2 separate regions of the Homo sapiens genome follow, and region 2 is linked to region 1. Evidence: read pairs that join two places in POLR2A ChIA-PET (ENCODE). Cell type or tissue: MCF 10A. All regions are shown on one strand. Each heading gives the region's core, and the rest is flanking DNA. Links, peaks and the distances in the headings are about the cores only.

Evidence for each region. ChIA-PET counts read pairs that join two places held together with the same protein. Peaks named below come from ENCODE experiments on the same cell type or tissue, not always from the same donor. Only the 100,000 strongest peaks of a DNase experiment are listed, where the experiment ranks them.
Region 2: POLR2A ChIA-PET joins it to region 1 with 5 read pairs; 2 of 35 experiments call an interaction of 5 or more read pairs at or near these places.

Annotation. Positions count from the first base shown.
Region 1 is chr10:50,501,929-50,506,325 of GRCh38, forward strand. The region is part of intron 3 of SGMS1 (sphingomyelin synthase 1); the gene reads right to left. Among named protein-coding and RNA genes, the nearest start is that of SGMS1, 120 kb to the right of the region's middle. In MCF 10A, for the core only: no CTCF peak of the experiment used is centred there; a DNase peak (open chromatin) is centred at 2,283.
Region 2 is chr10:50,586,829-50,591,225 of GRCh38, forward strand. It overlaps SGMS1 (sphingomyelin synthase 1), which reads right to left. Exons shown (of 11, transcript NM_147156.4): 2 at 3,325-3,419. It also overlaps the pseudogene RNU7-107P. Among named protein-coding and RNA genes, the nearest start is that of SGMS1, 35 kb to the right of the region's middle. In MCF 10A, for the core only: no CTCF peak of the experiment used is centred there; no DNase peak of the experiment used is centred there.

The sequences.
Region 1 (4,397 bases), core at 242-4,241:
TCACTGTCCATCATTGTTGTATGTTTGCTGGGGAAAGGGAGGAGTTGGGTTTTTTTTCATTTGTTTCTTTGAGCAGAGGGCCTCCCTTGTGGACAGAGACTATGTTTCCACAATGTACTGTGTTTGCAATTTAGAAATATGTGGGGTTGGCCTTGCCTGCTGGCTGTCAACAGGAACTGAGTGCCCAGGCCCCTGGCTGTTCTGCCACAAAGTCCCTCCTCCCCCAGAGGCCTCTCACCTGACAAGATAGCTATCTGTAGCTATAACTGATCAAAACTGCTTACCTAGGTAATCATCTCTACTGCCTGCAAAAAGATGACTCTTGAATTTCCACCTCCAGCCTCTCCCCACACAAAGATGATTTACAAATGAGGAAAGAAAAAAAAAAAAAAAAACCAGCACAGCAGGAGAAGTCAGTAAAGAACACTACTGGTCCAGGCTCCTCCCTAACTGAGCTTCCGAGGGAAGTAAGGGAGAGGAGAGGTGCCATCCCACTGAGAGCCCAGTTCCTTCTACCTGCCCATGGAAGGGAAGAAAACAAACTTACCAGCATGCTGACCCTACCCTTCTCTCTATCTGGAAAGTTTAGTCTTTTAGGCATACCCACAGAGCAGCAAATATCTGCCCACATTTCACATTTTCCTAATGAGTTTGTTCTTAAATTCACCAAAATTTTAGTATTCTACTCTTTAAAATTGTGCAGATACAAAATTTTGTCACAGGAAAATATTAGGGAAAAAAGAAGAAGAAGAAATACTTTCCTTTTCAGTCCCCAGGTCTCTAACATCAAATGTATTTATGTGGATGCCCTCAAGACCTCACAGCCTTTTTCTAAAGGAAGTAAAAATTTGCAACTTTATAAATGTACATCAACTTTTCCATTTTAAAAATAGTCCCCAAAAGTGGACTGATTTGTTACTGGTCAGAAAATGAACGTATCACCCAAAAAAAATTCTCAGCACAGATCCAATCTCTCCCATGATGCAAACAGAAAGAAAGATACAGTTAAGCACAACCCAAAATGTAGTGAAATAAAATATCATATGAAACCATGACCGATACAAAAAATGGCTGCCAGAGAAAATTCCTTAAATCTCCAAAGAATCATTTTCTCCAACCCTACCTAGCATGGGAAGAACCACCTTAACTGAATGTGAGAATCCTTTATTCCTTAAAGACATGTGAACTCTATTTGTAATGTCTACAGAAAGCTCAGCCCTGGGAGTAAAATTTTAGATGTTCATCTTCCCTTGTCACTGATGGGGAAATGATTACTTACTACCTGGGCCAGAGAGGGAAAATGAACTTGCAGGCTTATGTGAAAACAGCAAAATGCTGTTTTTCTAGAAGAGCTGATTAGGAACACGCTAATTGTCCTAAGTGTAGCGGAGTGAGACCTTGCTCCCTAGTTCCTGTCAGGCCTCTGAGCCCAAGCTAAGCCATCATATCCCCTGTGACCCGCATGTACACATCCAGATAGCCGGTTCCTGCCTTAACTGATGACATTATCTTGTGAAATTCCTTCTCCTGGCTCATCCAGGCTCTAAAGCTCCCCTACTGAGCACCTTGTGACCCCCACTCCTGCCTGCCAGAGAACAACCCCCTTTGACTGTAATTTTCCTTTACCTACCCACATCTTATAAAACGGCCCCACCCCTATCTCCCTTCGCTGACTCTCTTTTCGGACTCAGCCCGCCTGCACCCAGGTGAAATAAACAGCCTTGTTGCTCACACACAGCCTGTTTGGTGGTCTCTTCACACGGATATGAGTGAAAGTTCCCAGCTCGTGGAGGAGAGAAGAGCAGTTCTGTGGGTTTGGCCTTAGACGACAAAGGCTAGGGTTCACTGCCCCGTGCAGACACAGTCCACAGGCACTGTCACTCTGACAGCCTGATATCACTAGGGCCTGAGAGACTGGGCAAGACAGAGGGCTGTCAACATATGTTGACCACGTCACTGTCTGCACTTAACAGAGCAGATTATCAAGATCGTAGAAGTTTTGTACAGAGAAAAAATGAAGGCCAGGCTAGCTGAGTGATTTACGCTGACTGACACTATGCAACTTTGTGGCTACACATCCTCTCGTGTTTTATAAGCATGTTCTACCTGCATCGATATGAGAGAGGATTCTGAATGAGATGGCCTACATAAACAGTGCCCATAGCTCCTGTCTGAAAATTGAGACACAGTCTGACAAGTATAAACAGACATCTGGAATTCATCATGCAGGGTACCTGAAACCAGGACAGGCTCAGAAAATGCAGGGTGTGTCATCACCCTACCTACCTCACTAGGCTCCCAGGCCCCTCCCCTGGAGAGCTGATTCAGTAAGTCCGGGTGGTGCCTGAGAATCTATATTTTTAATAAGTGCCCTGAGGAAATTCTTAAGCTTAGGTAAGTTTGGGAAACACTGGATTGGACTAATTATACTTTGTAACACTTAGCTTTCTCAAGATAGTTCCTACCTTTAAATCCCATTTAGCACTGTCATCAGTTATGTTAGCTTATAAATGGTAACAATAAATGAATTTTATTTTATCTTAATCCCCCAAATAACATAATTTTGATAATATCCATTTTAAAGAAAGAAGTTAAGTAATTGTGCAAGCTCATACAGGTAGTAAGTGACAAAAGGCAATTCTCCAGGAAGAAGGATGGGAAGATGGGGTAATAGGGAGGGAGAGGCAGGGATTTAAACAGAGATCTAACTCTAACAGCTATACTTGTAACCACTATATACACAGCCTCCTATACAAACATCAATCCTGTTCATTTTTTTTTTAAAGTAATGGCGGTTGACTTATTTCTAAAAGTCAAAAAGGTTTAGAAAAACATTTCTGAGTTATTATTCCTTTCTGGCTATACAGAGACCCAAAGATCCAAAAATATCTCTTAACAAATTGTTTTTATCGACTGCTGCTCTCAAATTTCCCTTTTGATGAAGTTTTGATCCTAGCCTCCATACCTCTCCCCAGTAGTAAAAAGATACAATAAAAAAGTCAACAGCTTGGCCAAGTGCAGTAGCTCACGCCTGTAACCCCAGTACTTTGGGAGGCCAAGGCAGGAGGCCAGGAATTCGAGACCAGTGCAGGTAACACGGCAAAACCCCATCTCTATAAAAAGAAAAAAATACAAAAATTAGCTGGGTGTGTTGGTGTGTGCCTGTAGTCCCAGCTACTTGGGAGGGTGAGGTGGGAGGATGGCTTGAGCCTGGGAGGTAGAGGCTGAAGTGTGCTATGATTGTGCCACTGCACTCCACCCTGGGCAACAGAGTGAGACCCTGTCTCAAAAATAAATTTAGAAAATTAAATTAAAAAGTCAACAGCTCCTCCCATAGAAACAATCAGAGGAATTACAATAGGTTATAATTTAGCCCCAAAATCTAGTCAATACCAGATAGAGGGGTAGATTTTTATACCAATTTATAACGAACAAAAGTCATATTCAAACATTTTTCTAGCTGCTCTGTTCTATCATGCCTAACACTGAAATTTTTTAAAAGAAGAAAATCCATCTTTTCCATTCTTCCTGCCTTAAAAAAGACCTGATATGTCAAGTGAACAGTACTTCTACACCCTTCTCCTCTCCAGCCTCAGGTTAATTTAAAAAGTCACTCAAGTTTGAAAAGGACACAAAAACTATAACCAAAGGCAAACTCATGATTCTTTCAACAAGTACTTATTGAGGGCTTCTAATATGCCAGGCACTGTTCTAGGTGCTATAGATACAGCAGGGAATAAAACAAAGACCTCTGCCCTCAAGGAGTTCATATGCAGCCAACAGCTCATCAGGCAGTGAAAGGTGCTGCTGAGCCCAAGGGTGCAGGGATGGGAGGGGGTGATGTACCTGAAGTGGTCAGGGAAAGTCTCCCTAACAGGGCCATCTGAGCAGAGGCCCGAGGAATGGGGAGCAAAGCACACCATATCTGCGGGGGGAGAGCATCCTCTAAAGAGAAAGGAGGGTGCCCGGCTGACCCCACTCCCACCCAAACCACAATCCACCAACATTTTCTACCTGCAGACATGGCACCAGCCTTCTCCCAGTTGCTCAGGCCTGAAACTGAGCTGTGATCCTTCCTCTCCCTCCTGATTACTCTATCTTCCCATCCTTCTTCCTGGAGAATTGCCTTCCCCATCTCCCTTGTCCTGGAATACTCTCCTCTTACCCTTCAGACTTCTCACTAGAAGTCATTCCCCCAGAGTGAATTTTCTGATCTCCCCATTACATGTAGATCCTACATTACACACTTATTAAACTTACTACACTCTGTACTTCTCCCAGCACTAGTCACAACTATAATTAAATCATTATTTCTGTAATTTAATGTCTGCTCTGCCTCAATAAACTAATCTCCATGAAGGCAAAGACCATATTGATTGTACTCATTTTTGCATCTC
Region 2 (4,397 bases), core at 133-4,132, 85 kb after region 1:
GAGAAAACCTTGTTTAATTCTCATTTCCTCTGGAGGGTGCCCCAGATGGGTAAACCCAAACAATTACCCACATCTAGTAAAATAAATAAATTGTTATATTCTCCCACAATGGAATGCTCTAAAGAAATGAAAATGAGCAATCAATAACTAAACTATATGCAATAATATGCAGGAATCTAATATGTTGTTGAATGAGAGAAGCCAGACACAAAAGAGTACAATCTGCATTATATATTACACACACACACAAAGAAAAGACAAATGCAGAACTAATTTATGCTCCTAGAAGTCAAGAGAGTAGTCATCCATGGAGCAAGGGTACAGTTGACCCTTGAACAACACTGGTTTGAACTGTAAGGGGCCACTTAAAGGCAGATTTTTTTCAATAAACACATTGGAAAATTTTTTTGGAGATTTGCAACACTTTGAAAAAGCTCACAGATAAACCAAATAGCCTACAAATAGCAGAAAAAAAAATTAAGGAAATATGAGGTATGCTGTGAATGCATAAAATATATGTCATTGGCCGGGCGTGGCAGCTCACGCCTATAATTCCACCACTTTGGGAGGCCAAGGCGGGTGGATCACGAGGTCAGGAGTTCGAGACCAGCCTGGCCAATATGGTGAAACCGTGTCTCTACTAAAAATACAAAAATTAGCCTGGCATGGTGGCACGCACCTGTAATCCCAGCTACTCGGGAGGAAGAATCGCTTGAACCCAGAAGGCGGAGGTTGCAGTGAGCCGAGATCGTGCCACTGCACTCCAGCCTGGGCAACAGAGCAAGACTGCATCTCAAAATATATATGTGTGTGTGTGTGTGTGTGTGTGTGTGTGTGTGTGTGTGTGTGTGTCGTTATGTAGTAAGTCAGTAAGGCTTCCAGTCAACAGTAGGCTATTACTAGTTACATTTTCAGGGAGACAAAATTATACTTGGATTTTCAACTGCACCCCTAATCCCCAAATTATTTAAGAGTCAACTGTAGTGTCTAAAAGGAAGCATGAGATTGTGTTAGTCATGCTCTGTTTCTTAATCTGGGTGCTGGTTACATGGATGTGTTCAATCTGTGAAGTTATATTGAGCTATACACTTATAATATGTCTATTTTCCATATGTATCTTCTACTTCAGTAGAAAGTTTTTTAAAATCACCATATCTCAGTGGTCTAGGACTAGACAGGACCCCATATGTCTTCCCTTCATTCATCCTTCAAAACCCCCTTTGCCTCACGTGGAGTCCCACTCACTCCTCCTCATCTTTTCAAAGCATAACCATACAGAGGCCAAAGAATAAAAAAGCAAAACTCAATCATTCTGAGCTACCCGTGATTCCAGACACAACTCCTTCTGAATGCCAGTATCTTTTGAAGAACCTTTACTGCTATCACTGACCTTTTGTTCTAAATCAGAAATGAGAGTATAAGAAGCCACTGCTGCCCTAAATGGCTCACTTAAATAGACTTTCTTTAAAATATGCTCTAAATAGGCAACCTTATAGACACAAATGTCTGTAAAACAATGCTTAGATACACAGGGACGACTTGAGGAAGATACCGTAAATAAATAGTAACTGAGATTGGAAAGCAGAACAGTCGACAGCCATCTTGCAAGAACCACAGATAACTGATGGTGTAATTGGCTATAATGTGTAAAGATCTACAACTGTAATCATAGCTGAACATGTCTTTGAGATTTTAAGTAAAGTTTCAATGTAGGTAGTCAAATTATGAGGCTGGGAATCATTTTTAATCTCTCTAATGCTGATTTTAATACATTAACCTATATAACATCAACTTCACAGTACCAGTCATATTCTTTCCACATTCTCCTATAAGTTTAGGTTTAAAAAATCAGCTAAGACCTTTGATCACATCAGAGCACAGAGACTGATCTAATTTTTTTTTTTTTTTTTTTTTTTTTTGAGACAGGGTCCCACTCTGTCACTTAGACTGGAGTGCAGAGGCGTGATCTCGGCTCACCGCAACCTCTGCCTCCCAGGCTCAAGTGATTCTCCTGCCTCAGCCTCCCGAGTAGCTGGGATTACTGGCACATGTCACTACCGCTCAGCTAACTTTTGTATTTTTAGTAGAGACAGGGTTTCACTATGTTGGCCAGGCAGGTCTTAAACTCCTGACTTCAAATGATCCACCTGCCTCGGCCTCCCAAAGTGCTGGGATTACAGGCATGAGCCACCAGGCCCAGCCCTGGTCTATTTGTGAATCTTGATCAGGGAGAAGGTGAGGCTGGTGATCAGATCCACTGACCTAACCATGAAACATCAGCCATGGCGGGGATGGGTAGATTACAGGAAGAAAGCACAGTAATTTCTCTCTTGGGGTATATGTACAGTACAAGTTCCATGCCTTTATATTCAGATTTTTCTCATATCAAATTCATATTACTTATCTGTTCATTAAAGAAATCACTCTCTCTCTCTCCGTGTGTGTGAGAGAGATAGACTGGGACTCACTGTCGCCCAGCCTGGAGTACAGTGGCATAATCATAGCTTACTACACCCTCCAACTCCTGGGCTCAAGCGATCCTCCCACCTCAACCTCCCAAGTAGCTAGGACTACAGGCATGTGCCACCATGACTGGCTAAATTTTTAATTTTTTGTAGACAAGGTCTTGCTATTAAAAATGGTTTTGGGTTTTGTTTTTTGAGACAGGGTCTTGTCTGTCACCCAGGCTGCAGTGCAGTAGCTCCATCACGGCTCACTACAGCCTCGACTTTGTGGGCTCAAGCGATCCTCCCACCTCAGCCTGCTGAATAGCTGGGACCACAGGTGTGCACCACCACACCCAGCTAATTTTTTTTGTATTTTTTCTAGAGATGGGTCTCACCTTGTTGCCTAGGCTGATTTTGAAATCCTGGGCTCAAGCGATCCATTCCCCTCAGCCTCCCAAAGTGCCGGGATTACAGGTGTAAGCCAGCACGCCTGGCCTAAAAATGTTTTTAATCTGACTTTATTTCTATCAACAGTGAAGGGAGCATAACTCAGTTACACACTTCAGTACAAAACTATAAATTTAATTAAATGGTTCTGTGCCACGTAGTTCTAAAAGGTCTTTCAGGGAAGAATATCCTTATTTGTAAGAGCTGCATCCCAAGAATTTAGGAAAAAATGTCATAATATCTGCAACTTCTACATGTTTCAGCTAAAAAATGTACAAACCTATACACACACCAAAAAATGTGGCAAAATGCTAATAACTGTTAAAGCTAAGGTGTAGATAGGCAGGAACTCATTGCACGTTCTCTTAACTCTCTTCAGTATGGTTGAAAATGTTTTACAATAAAAAGCTGCATAGAAATATTTACTTACCTTTCAAATGATGGCTGTCTTCTTTCTCCTGATCAAAAATGAATGACTAAATATGCCCACGGGCCCATTCAGGGATCGTACATGCTGTCGTCACGCTGCAAGAATAAGCAAAGCAACATGCGTGTTATCACCAAGAATTTTTACTCTTAATACTATTTCAGTTGAGAACGTGTTCTTAATATATGATAAGCCTCTAAATTTAAATACTGCTACAACTTTTTAATAGGGGAAAAAGTAAAAAAAGAAAAAATAATCCCATCACATATTGAATGTAGGGAACAACTATCAGCCCCACCCACTCTAGGAAATTTTGGAATAAAGGAATTCCTCTGTAAGTTTCTTTTTTTTTCCCTCCAACTTTATTGAAGTATGATTGACAAATAAAAATTACATATATTTAAAGTGTACAAGGTGATGGTTTTATATATGTATACATTGTGAAATGATTGCCACAAACTACTTAACATATCTATCACCTCATACAATTCCCTTTTTTTTGAGGAGTTTTCTGGTAAAAACAAGAAAACTTGCTAGATAAATTCTAAAAGAGCCTTACAGTGTAGTTACCATTTGTGTGTGTGTGGTGAGAACACATAAGGTCTACTGTCTTAGCAAATTCAAATATACATTATTATTCCCTATAGTCACCATGCATTAGGTCTTCATCTTATAGCTGAAGGTTTGCCTCAGTTCCTGTCGAATCACAGCAATTTCAGGGCAGTGATGTAGCCCAAACATCCACTCTAACAAAAACTGGAGCTTCAATGACTTGAGATTTACTCTGACCTTGGATTTCTGAGACCACACTTAGAAGGCATCCACGTACCCACCTAGAACCACACAGGAATTGCTGAACCTCCTCAAATCCTTTCCAGCAAAGGTATTCAGATCCAATCTACAGTATACTCAACTACAATACACACAAGTTTGCGGCAAAGTGGTATCATGGCCTGAAAGTCATACTCCTGTTGCCATGACGATACCTTCTGTTTTGGCATTACCCATCACATTTGATCACAGCCCTGTGAGGTAAGCAGGGTTTATGGATCCCATTTTCCAGAGAAGGCAGCTAA